3 separate regions of the Homo sapiens genome follow, and regions 1 and 2 are each linked to region 3. Evidence: chromatin contacts called from ENCODE Hi-C or POLR2A ChIA-PET data. All regions are on one chromosome and are shown on one strand. Each heading gives the region's core, a stretch centred on a gene start or an enhancer-like site at or near the end of the contact. The rest is flanking DNA. Distances are from core to core; before and after follow the strand shown. Region 1 overlaps LOC105376368 (a long non-coding RNA gene). Region 2 holds the start of LINC02639 (long intergenic non-protein coding RNA 2639). Region 3 overlaps LOC107984195 (a long non-coding RNA gene).

Region 1 (4,157 bases), core at 305-2,804, 140 kb after region 3:
CCAGATGATGTTGGCCAGGCGCAGTGGCTCACGCCTGTAGTCCCAGCATTTTGGGAGGCCAAAGCCGGCGATCACTTGAGGTCAGGAGTTGGAGACCAGCCTGGCCAACATGGTGAAACCCTCCGTCTACTAAAAAAAAAAAGTGCCGCTTCAAAAAAAAAAAAAAAAAGCCAGGCATAGTGGCATGCTCCTGTAATCCCAGTTGCTGGGGAGGCTGAGGTGGGAGAGTGGCTGGAACCTCGGAGGCGGAGGTTGCGGTGAGCTGAGATCGCACCAGTGCACTCCAGTCTGGGTGACAGAGCGAGACCATCTCAAAACAAAACAAAAAAAAAAAAAAAAGAAGGAGAGATGATGCTGCATGCCTGGTATTGCGATCTCAAAAGAGTGATCATTCTACATACATTCTTAGCAAAACCTTCTGTTTTTTGCAAACCTCAATAAATTATTGTATGTGCGTCATAAACTGCTGTAGAATTTTGTCCAGGCTCAACACCAGAATTTCTCCGTGAAAATCAGGAAAACAGCCAGTCTGTGGCACTTCTTCCTTTCCCAAAGAATCGTCAGTTTCCTGCACACGTGGAGGTTCCCGAGGCAGCACAGGGCCTTGTGTTTCTGGAAACATTGACGTGCAAGCCCTGATCCAGCCCATGTGAACAGGTTAACCTCACCTCTCCCAATTGGGGAGGTTATTCTCTCTGGTGAAGAAGATTTAAAAACCGTGGAACAGAGCAATTTTGTTTTCTGTCTGCCCCATGTCACCTTCACGCCTTGCCCAAAATGATTTTGTCAAAAACCCAGTGAAAACAACAAGTATGTTTTGTTGTGTTTGTGTGTGTGCTGTTAAACTTTCTGACAGGCTTCACGTATTCTGCACTTAAACTTTCTAGAAAATGTTCCTACAAGTCCATGTGCCTTTGAATATGTCCATGGTTAGATTGAATTTATGGAAACCCCGCTTACATACACTGGTATTTTAAAATATATCTCCCCATCCATTCTCTCTCATTTTCGGTTTTTTATATTTTGGATTGTTTTAAGCCTTGTTATTTATAAACTCGTGAGTTAATCTTTCCATTTTTAAGGTGGTAGAACCACTTTCATAGAGAATAATTGCATCATGACAGAAGTTGCTGCTTGCTCAGAAGTGACAGAGCATGAATTTAAAGTTAGGCCTGTCTGACTCCAGAGCTGGCATGTGTAGACGCTGACAACAAAGTGCAGACACATGTGTCCTGTCCCTGTCTTGGTGTGGCTTGGACATTGGGATTATAGCGGGCTGTCAAGGTTGAGAACCACTGGCCTGGAGCAGCTCAGGCCACCTGACAGCTGAGGGTTGGAGGAGGACATCCAAGATTATTCCACAGACCTCCATGTGGGCCTGAGTTGCAACCTTACACCCATAGAAGGTAGGACAGGGAGATGAGGGACCCCAGCCTTGAGAGGAATGAGTGACAACAGCTTCAGCTGGCCCCTGCTCAGCTTCTTCTGTTACCATAGACATGACTTGGGTTTAGAAATAAGTGTCCCCTCAGACTCGAGTTCAGCAGATGGTGTGAGGGAGACAGAGAAATGTGGAATAAGAAGGGGAACAGACAGTGGCCAGGGCTTCAGGCTGCTGCTGGGCCCTAGAACACCAAGTTCGGGTTGTTATTTTGGTGATTCAGAAGCAGAAGTTTCAAAGAGGGAAAGTTAAACCAGTGTGCAGCCAATCAGGATGCTATTCAAAGAACACTTGGTAAACAGCAGTGTCTAGGTTTTCATTGTTCTTCCTCCCACTTGTTTTTAGAAGCTGCAAGACCACACAAATTCTGGGTGGACCAAAGAATTCTTATCCTCAAAGGGAGAGAGAACATTATTGGCTTTGCCAGTTCTTTAGTGCACAGATCAAAGACTCCAAGGACTGCTGGGCGCGGTGGCTCACGCCTGTAATCCCAGCACTTTGGGAGGTCCAGGCGGGCAGATCACTTGAGGTCAGGGATTCGAGACCAGCCTGGCCAACATGGTGAAACCTCATCTCTACTAAAAATACAAGAATTAGTCAGGCATCACTGCATGTGCCTGTAATCGCAGCTACTCGGGAGGTTGAGGCAGGAGAATCACTTGAACCCAGGAGGCGGAGGTTGCAGTGAGCCGAGATTGTGCCATTGTACTCCAGCCTGGGAGACAAAGTGAGACTCCTTCTCTAAAAAAAAAAAAAGACTCCAAGGACAATTGGCATGAGAGGAGATGCAGTGTGGCTAGTTCATTCGTTTCTGAAAAATCACCAGATTAAAGTGAATGGGGAACTGAAATTTTTTTAAAAAAAGAAACTTAAAAAAGATGAATCATGAATTTTTTGTTAAAAATATTTTGATGAAGAAGCCAAACTGGATGAAAAAAAAATAACTGTGTCCTTGACAGTCTAGAAGAAGGTGGCATGAAATGGCCTGCCTGTCTTTGTGTGCATGTGGCTAAGTGCAATACTTGTGTGTACATGTGTGCATTAGTGTGTGCATGTGGCTATGTGCAATACTTGTGTGTACATGTGTGCATGAGTGTGTGCATGTGGCTATGTGCAATACTTGTGTGTACATGTGTGCATGAGTGTGTGCATGTGGCTATGTGCAATTCTTGTGTGTACATGTGTGCATGAGTGTGTGCAAGTGCATATGTGCACATACTTGTGAGTATATGTGTGTACATGTGTAAGTGCACATATTTGTGAGTATATGTGTGGATGTGTGTGTATGTGCATATGTGTATGTGCATATATTTGTGTATATATGTGGATGTGTGAGCATGTGCATATGTGCACATACTTGTGTGTATATGTGTGTACACAAGTGTATGTGCACATATTTGTGTGTATAGGTGCACATGTGCGTGTACATGTGTATGTACACGCACATGTGTGTATATACCTGGAACCAACTGAGCCTGCTGTGACATGTCATCTCTCCAAGAACCACATGCCCAGTGTCCAAAGTCACCCCCACTTAGTCTGGGACAGGGCGGTGCAGACCTACTGTGCTCCTCTAAGATGAAGCGTTCACCAGGTTGGAGAGAAAGCAAGCCAGAGTCAAGATGTTGGGGTCACCTTTCATCATTGTTGGCTAAATACAATTAATCCCCTTTTTAAACCTTCATAATGATTACATATTAATTGTATGGTCATGCTTGTCCCTGTATAAGTATGTTGTTTTCTTTTGGGGGAGAATTCGACCTGAATCTATGGATCTGTGGCCATATTATTTGACATTTTGTCATTTAACACTAAATGTCTCCAGGTTTACTGTAAAAACACTGTCCTGAGAGGTGAGACAGAGCTGCCTTCCAATAAGATCCCTTTTTAAAGCATCACCAGGAACCCTGCATTTTCCTTGGAAGACTCCATCCTGGAAGCCACTCTCTTTAAATACTGTCTAATCTTACTCCTCCCTTTCATGTGATAGAATGGATACAATATTTTATCCATGACAAGCCCAGAAGAGAAATTCCATTATCATTCTCTCCAGTAACACAGTATAACAGAAACTAATCTCAGTGGAGAAATATTCCTCCATTTCATGTGGACGGCTGAAACATTTGCTGCCAAAATTCCATGACAGCCATTTGTTACTGACATGGAGAACATTTTCTTACAACAATCATAAAAGCGCTTTCCAAAAAACCCATAGGGCTTACGAATTGCTTTCAAATATGCAACTGATTTTTATAAAAATGAAAGAAAAATTAAAAATCTCTATGCATTGCTGATTTTGAAGTAAAGCATGCTTTTTCTTACGTTTTAAAAACATTAAAATAATATGTATTTGATGATTATAATTAAAGTTGGATTTCACAGAAGATGAGTCCTATTTCACTAATGGAAATATGTGTAGATAGTTTGTTTTGAAAACAGGATTATCTGTTAAAGTTTAGAAAGAAGAAAATGAAATGTGGTATTCAGCAATATCTTACACAAATATAATATAAATGCCAGAAACCTTCAAAACACATTGCCAGTTTTAGCATTTTTATACGGAAGATGCTACTTGGGATGACATTACTTATGTTATAAAAATATTTTTGTATTATATGGAAGATAACACTCTATCATTGACTCATGTTTTCTGTGCAATGCACACAATGTCTTCTACATTGTACAATTTGAAGTGGAAATGCAGCCAATCTTGATT
Region 2 (3,644 bases), core at 758-3,257, 200 kb before region 3:
ACACAGGCAATCATATCATTGTGATGACTTTTAGAATCTGTAATTTGCACCCCTCTTGTTGGTGCCCTAATGATACTGCCATGAACTTATGTAACAGCATGAAGAATTCTGGATGTTAAAAATTAAGTCTCATATTTGTTCTTATATCCAATTTAACCTGAATTAAATGTATGCTTTGGGAGAAATTGTAGTTGGAGCAGTTTTAGGTTGCTTGGGTGCATCTGAAAAGTCACGACATACCATAGAAATAAAACAGCTTCATTTTGTTTAGTAAGCACTTACTAAATGTCTGCTCAGCAAAGGTATAAGGCAATGGAAGTATGAGAATGAATTTGTAATTACAGTAAAATGACCAGACAGCCAATTTCCTCAAAAATTAAGGAACGGCCGGGGGTGGTGGCTCATGCCTCTAATCCTAACACTTAAGAGGCTGAGGCAGGCAGATCGCTTGAGTCCAGGAGTTCAAGACCAGCCCTAGCAATATGTGAATCCCTGTCTCTACAAAAAATTAGCTGGACAAGATGGTGTATTCCTGCAGTCTCAGCTACTCAGGAGGCTGAGGTAGGAGGGTTTGAGCCCAGGAGACAGAGTTTGCAGTGAGCTGAGATCACACCACTGCACTCCAGCCTGGGCAACAGAGTGAAACCCTATCTCAAAAACAGCAAAAATAAAACAGAAACAGAAAAGAGAAAGAAAGGAGTTTCATATATAACAGTTTGGTGATAGTGTCTCCATTTTCATAACTTTTATGTGAACTAATCGTTTTCCCTACAATTACTCTGTGAAGAAGTTCATGTACTATAACTCCCATTTTATGAGTGAAGAGACAGAGATTTAAATTTCAAGGTGTCCTATGGTTAATCACTTTCTTCAGGATGAAGACCACAGCCACGTATCCTGTCTTTTTGTTCAGTGCTTTAACTTTATTCAACGGTAATAGCTTATGAAATGAAAGAGATGAAAATATCTTACCATTCATCAAGTGGACGAGGATGATGTTTAAGGAAATGTAATAGACCATCACTGAAATACAAAACTCTTTCTGTCAGTATCTTTATTCTCTAAACACTGGCTAATATTGCAGAGCCTGGAGGCAAGTTTATGTCTTTCTTTTAAAGATGCTTATCAAAGTATAAAGCATTATTTGAAATCAATTGAAAGGAGATTTTTTTCTGAAGGCAGTGTCTGGCTAGTCTTGAAAAAGAGAAGACATTTTCTGAGAATCCCACTGGGAAAGACAGAATCTTTATAGAGGCAGAAAAATAAAGGTCTGTAGACAACCAGAGCTGACATGAATGGAACAGTTTAGAAAAGACACACAACATCCCGACGGGAGGCCGCGTTCCTGGAAAGCTAGACTATCACACAGCTGGCAGGTGGAAAATAAACCCTTAGACATCTCATGCCTGTATCAGGGAGTCTGTCAGGGGGGTGGTGCCCTAAGATGTCGTGGGCACAGGTGCTGTCAAATATTTTGAAGTAACCGGGTGTGGTGGCTCACACCTGTAATCCCAGCACTTTGGGAGGCTGAGGTGGAAGGATCACTTGAGCCTAGGAGTTTGAGACCAGCCTGGGCAACATAGTGTGACCTTGTCTCTACAAAAAAATTTAAAATTTAGCCAGGCATCGTGGCATCCACCCCTAGTCCCAGCCACTTGGGAGGCTGAGGCTGGAGGATCACTTGAGCCCTGGAGGTTGAGGTTGCAGTGAGCTGTGATTGCACCACTGAACTCCAGCCATGGCAACATAGCAAGACCATGTCTCAGAAAAACAAAAAAAAAAGAAAAAAAATAAAAACCAAACAAACAAAAAAGTGATATTCCAGGGTTTTCCTAAAGTGCTCCCAAGGTTCCCTGGCTCAGACCAACACCTGTTCAGAAGTCCTCCTGCCCGTCCTGAACTGCTCCAGTAATCCCTCATTCAGAGGACGGGATTACAAGGATTCTTCTGAGCAGCTGCTGTGCCCCAAGGATGCTCCCAGGGCTTGTCCTGTACCCTCTGAATGGCAGTAACAGTGACACTCCAAGACCAAGAGAGAGGCCGCCCTGGTGGGGTTCCGCTTGCTCACTCGCGCGTGGTGCAGTCTGGGGCACATTATTTATTTAAGCCATGTGAACTCCAGCTGCCAACCTAAAATGAGGATGATGCTACTATCTACTTCATGGATTATTCTGAGGACAAAAGGAGCTAACCCACGTACAATGCACGGCTCTCCACCCAGGACTAAGAAAGGTTCACTGCAGTGGCTTCTGTTTTTGATGCTGTATCAGTAAGTCATCAGTTTAATGAAATGAGGTAAGTACTACATCACCCTCAGTCCAGGGAAAACTAAGTGTCTTATCCAAGGATGTACGTCTGCAGGAGGGTAGCAGGGGAGAATGGGGCCGGCTGGATCCCTAGTAGTTTCTGAGATCCAAAGACGGTTTCTAGAGTAGCTCTTGAGGACAACCAGCTGTCATACAATACGTACTCATAGGAAAGGCTTTGAGAAGGATTAAATGCATCTGTGTTTGAATTTTGTGTATCCCTCCTCCTCAGCAACACCTGATCCCTCTGTCTGAGACACATGGATGAGATTCCTGAGAAGGAAGCTGGGCGGTTGTTTCTTGGTTTGGAGCAGAGGAGGAAGTGTTACATATGGTGTTGAGATGCTGGCACTGGATCTCACCCTTCCTCTGTATGACTGTCCTTCATGTGATAGGACCACACTTGTCACCGTCCTACCTACATCCCAGCGCCAGTCTCCACCTCATCCAGAGGCGGTTAATAAATGCTCCCTCAATGGATGTCAAACAAGTTTTCATTATGTGTAAGAACGATTTCTAAAACCAGGTCTTATTGTCCCCTTGACTGTGGTCAAAAAATGTTTAGAATTATAGATAGATAGTCACAAAACATTGAAATCCCTATGGTGAAATTATCATCAGCTCTATTTTATATTAGGTTGCCAATTTCTGCAGACTAGATTATTATCTTGTGTAGGGAAGCCACTGGGTTTATTCATCTTTGTTTCAGTAAATGTGCATATCACCCAGTTCTTTTTCATTTGCCGCCTCAGAAAACATTCTTGCTATTGGATTAAATTTAAAAAGATTAAGTAATAATTTAAAGATTACTAAAAAATATCATGATTTATAGTCTTTGAAGAAAATGAAGAAGGTCAAAAGTTTAAGAGACCTCAGTGAAGTTGTACAGAATTGCAAAACAATTAGTATATTTACTCAACAGTTTTCAGCAATATGTACTAAATTGGTTGAATTAATGATGGCATTTAATATTAAACACATTTTAACTTTTTTATTCTAATTAATAAAACTTTGAGCTAAAGGTATCTTAAATATCTGTTATATTGAACTGAAAATTGCCCATGATATGGGCATAAAATGTCTTACATATATTCCTCTTATAAATGTTTTATATACTTAAGAAAATTGTATTCTATACACATATAATTGAATCTTTGTTAGTTATTCTAACATCAGTTATACATCTGTAAAACTGATTTTTAAACTTGTTCAAATTAATAATTTCCAACTGTTTGTTAAATCTCTTAAAATTGTATTAAGTCTGCTGATAACTGTTAATAGCAATGTAAATAGACTGACCTATTGAGTAATATTAAACCATTTGTTTAAATTTTTCCT
Region 3 (4,219 bases), core at 132-2,631:
CATAGCATCAAAACTGAAAGTTAGTGAAGGGCTTAGAAATTCACCCTGACTTTACACAGGAGGTAATAGCCACTGGGAATACCGAGTAACTCCCCTTCCACCCACACCAGATGGTTTCTGGTGGAGCCAGGACAGCGCTCCTGCCCCAGGACCTCAGGACGAGGACGAAGTCCTGGGCTCTGTTGGAACACAGCATAGGATAATTCTCACAGCTGGGTGGGCCTGGGAGGCAGGAGGCAGATGTGTGCTGAGGGCCACCTGCCAGATTTAGAGATGGAGCACGGATGGATTGAGAAGAGGTTCTGAGACAGAAGTATTGCTCTAAGGATCTGGCGTAGACAAATAGACCCTCCTTGGAAAGATGAGTGGCCCTGGGGTTGTCCCCAAATCTCTGGACCAGCCCAAGCCTATGACTCCCTGCACAAGGGCACCTGCTCTCACTGCGCAAGGATCTCTGGACTTTCTCCTCCAAAGACCTGCTCCTGGAACACAGAGCCCCTCTTCTCCTTCGTATTGGGACCCGCCTGGCCTCACACTAGGAATGTCCCCTGGACAGCAGTTTGAAGGCCCTATGCTCGCTCACTGCACTAAGGATTCTTGAGCGATGGGCGACTTGGTCGACACACAACCCGGGCCCACTGTGCGGAATTGCGTCGAATAAGCTTCTCCCTGGGGCAGAGTCCCTGCCTGTCCTTGCCGCCCCCGTCCTGTTCTCGTCCCTCTATCCTCCAACCCTCCCCAAGGCCCTTTCTCCCCCTACTTCAAGGATGGGGCCCTTTTCCGAGCACTTTGCTCATTGCAAAACATAACCAAATTAAACAAAACAAAGCCCATTTTGGTTTGGGCCTCTAATGTTCTCCTAAATGCTCTCTGATTTTCCATTTGAACCCTAATTTTTCTCAGCCTATTTCTGCAATAAATTATCACTGTGTTTTGAGAAAGTGATAGATTTTGAACCCTTTGGCCCATATTCTTTAATGAATCCTCTTTTAGATTGTAGAGTTTCATCTGAGCTTCCCAATCTTAACTCCTCACTCCCCGCCTCACCCCATAGGGAAGTTAGAAGGATCCGAAGAAGTGGGTTCCTATCAGAGTCTGGCGTCTCCACTGTGGACATGCCACTTAACATCACCTGACCTCTGGATGAATCAAGTCAGTCAGCTTAGCAGGCTCTAAAGCCCCTTTAATTCAAAAACTTGGAGCCTGTATTTTCTTTTCCTTAGATGCCCATGATTTTTTTTAAAAATAGGGATTCTAGTTTTCCATCCAAGACCCTTGCACACTTCAGTACACTTAGTGTGGGGTTCACTTTCCAGACCCGGTCTCCAGGTGCTGTCTGCTTCTCCAGTCATGTTAGCCTGAAACGGCGACTGATTCATGTGCACACTTCGGCTCCCCAGGCCAGAATGCTGTCACTCTGGGGAGGAATTATGGTTTCACTTTTTGCTTCATTCCTGCTGTAGAGAACAGGCACCCATCAAAGTCCAGAGTAAACAGACACTGTTTCACGTGCAGCAGATGGAAGTCTTTATCCATGATTACTTTTGTCCTATGTCTTTCATGTCCCCCTGTTTTTTTGACGCCTCCCACTTTTCCCTTTTAAATACTCTGGGTGATGGTTAAAAGCAAGATGACTGCTGGTTTATTCGTCACACCGGAAGCAAGAAAAAGTTACATGCAGGCAAAGGAGCTGGATGCAGGATCTCATCTGAAGGACAAGATCACTTAGCCATGCACGGGCAAGAAAGAACTGAATGTTTCTGAATAGAGGAAACGTTAGTCCCGGATTTCAACCGAGAGAAGGAATGCTGAGAGTTCTTGACAGCGAGGGCTTCGGCAGGGGTGACACGCCTTTGATTTAGAATGGTTAGCACATACCCACATGCACACATGACCTGCCTTAGTTTCAGGATATGGAAACTTCTGAACAGAATTGTGGGTACAGCTGCATTTACACATATTTACTGGGCACTTATCACATATAGCAAAATATCCTGAAGAGTAAATTACAATCCTCTCCCATCTTGAAGGCACTTATGAAATTCTGTCTGTATTTACTCTTTCTTTAGGGTTAGTGAGCAGCAATGTGTTGCTGATAATTCTAATGTTGCTCCTGGAAATGTGTTATTTTAAGAGATTCACATCCTCCATGTGGGGTTGGAAACATCTGTTCAGAACAGAACGTATCAGTTAAGATTATATTTTGCTCCTCCCAGTTTGAGTCCAGATGGTTACATCTACGCGCTATGTACTACAAGTTTCAATTATCTACTGTAATTTTATTTCTTTTATTTTGTATGTCTAATGAAGCTAATATTTAAAATAACTCCTAATATATTTCTAATGTGCTAAAAGCTAAAGGTCCTTAAGTGTGTGTGTATGTGTGTGTGTGTCTGTTAAAATGTTGTAAGATTACTAGATGCTAAGAATGCCATTTTTAGGCCAGGCGCGGTGGCTCACTCCTATAATCCCAGCACTTTGGGAGGCCTAGGCAAGCGGATCACTTGAGATCAGGAGTTCAAGACTAGTCCGGCCAACATGGTGACACCTGATCTCTACTAAAAATACAAAAATTAGTGGGGTGTGGTGGTGCACGCCTGTGATCCCAGCTACTCTGGAGGCTGAGGTAGGAGAATCGCTTGAACCTGGGAGGAGGAAGTTGCAGTGAGTTGAGATTTTGCCACTGCACTCCAGCCTGGATGATAGAGACACTGTCTCTAAAATAATTAAATAAATGAATGAATGAATAAATAAATACATATTTGTAAAATGCTGTAAGATTACTGTTAAAACGTGTATAAAGCATATTATTAAAGGAAAGGTAAACATTCCCTCCGAGTGGATTTTCTAAATCCAAACAAAGTGAACTTCATCAGAAATAATAGCTTCAAGAAAGAAAATCATTTAAAATGGTGATGAATTGTTATTTAATTCAACAAAATAATACATAGTCCATCATAGAAACATATAATAAAGCGAATTTCTCATTGATCACTATTTTGAGAAAAGTGACAAAGCTATTCAAATGAATAAAAAGTATGTGAATTTTCAGGTAATTTTGTGGGAGAAAGGATGTTTCAGGATGCTTTAGAACATTGATCTCCAAATGTTTGTCACTGTTGTATCCTGTTGTTTTGCAAAATGCAAACTCTCAGTCATTTTTAACGGACATACAAAATTTTTCTTCATATGCTGAAATAGTTGCAAATGATGCAAATTTCAGGATACTATGGACAGATAAAAATGAAACTATGAACTTGTTCTACGAAATGTAGTCAGTGAAATGTCAATAACGAAGTGATTTGATACTGACCACCACCTATTAAAAGAAAAACACAAACAAGCTCTTCAATTACAGGAAATTGGACATTGTTCCTTTTTCTCTTTGAACTTGTATTCCAATTTTATTTCTCCATAGGTTTTATCTTAATGTAATCTTTACTCAAAACATTCTTATTGATTGTTTCGTAATTCCTTCTGTGAAGGAAATACATAAATTGAAAGCAAAATATTTTAATTTTGCCCATGCAGCTCTAAGTGTTACATTTTTCTATATTGGATTGTCATTATAATTACTATTTGTACAAGGCTGATCCCAATAACACACATATACAATTTTATATTTAGCAAATAAAAATATGCAGTTTGATTTGAAATTCCTATCCTAATAAGATAGATGAAATTTTTTTATTAGTTTATACAATTAATACATAGTTAACAGAATGCAGTAAGTGTATCATCCAACCTATTATTGACAACTTTTTAAAATGTAGGCTTTGAGAAAGTTTGAAGTATTACAGAATTTCGCTGACGTATTCGAAATGTTTTCTGAATTAGATAAAAATATCAATCATCCATTATTTAAAAAATGTAGTCTACCAGCTGACAAGTTGATTAGGTTCTCTTTGAAACCAGATAATCAGAATTACAGACAGGCTGTGTTATCCATTTATCGGAGTCTCTAGAATGTCTGTATTGTGGGTTGATCATGTATGGTTTGCTCATTGTCTTCATGGAGCTTTATCTCGAGTTCCTCTGTGATATTATAAAGCTTGCAGAGACGGCCACATCTTTCTTCTTTTTCCATCCTCTCTTTCTCCTCATCACCCTCTTCTTTTTCTTTTTATGTTTTAGCTCCACTTGATATTTTTCTAAAATGCTTCCGCTGTTAAGCATTTAATAAAGTGTCACGTATCTCAAGCATATGATAGGTTAAGCA

What was found. Hi-C counts contacts between places; a loop is a spot of excess contacts on that map. ChIA-PET counts read pairs that join two places held with the same protein, here RNA polymerase II (POLR2A). Pooled maps may share reads with other maps.
Region 1: a map with no recorded cell type shows a loop between it and region 3 (4-fold over the local background). The contact joins two enhancer-like sites. A Hi-C loop is called at or near these places in 9 of 37 single-sample maps with no recorded cell type and 7 of 50 pooled maps. POLR2A ChIA-PET finds 5 or more read pairs at or near these places in 1 of 52 experiments (activated T-cell).
Region 2: a map of naive thymus-derived CD4-positive, alpha-beta T cell shows a loop between it and region 3 (2.6-fold over the local background). The contact joins the promoter of LINC02639 here to the enhancer-like site in region 3. A Hi-C loop is called at or near these places in 1 of 168 maps with a recorded cell type or tissue (naive thymus-derived CD4-positive, alpha-beta T cell), 1 of 37 single-sample maps with no recorded cell type and 6 of 50 pooled maps.

What each region holds. Positions count from the first base shown.
Region 1 is chr10:4,174,454-4,178,610 of GRCh38, forward strand. It overlaps LOC105376368 (a long non-coding RNA gene), which reads left to right. Exons shown (of 4, transcript XR_930587.4): 4 at 1-4. Among named protein-coding and RNA genes, the nearest start is that of LINC00702, 67 kb to the right of the region's middle. Within about 2 kb of position 1,555, at least 2 of the 41 ENCODE cell types and tissues checked have a DNase peak (open chromatin) inside an H3K27ac peak, as active enhancers do.
Region 2 is chr10:3,831,943-3,835,586 of GRCh38, forward strand. It overlaps LINC02639 (long intergenic non-protein coding RNA 2639), which reads left to right and starts at 2,008. Exons shown (of 2, transcript NR_134490.1): 1 at 2,008-2,295; 2 at 2,539-2,786.
Region 3 is chr10:4,033,595-4,037,813 of GRCh38, forward strand. All of the region lies in intron 2 of LOC107984195 (a long non-coding RNA gene), which reads left to right. Among named protein-coding and RNA genes, the nearest start is that of MIR6078, 45 kb to the left of the region's middle. Within about 2 kb of position 1,382, at least 12 of the 41 ENCODE cell types and tissues checked have a DNase peak (open chromatin) inside an H3K27ac peak, as active enhancers do.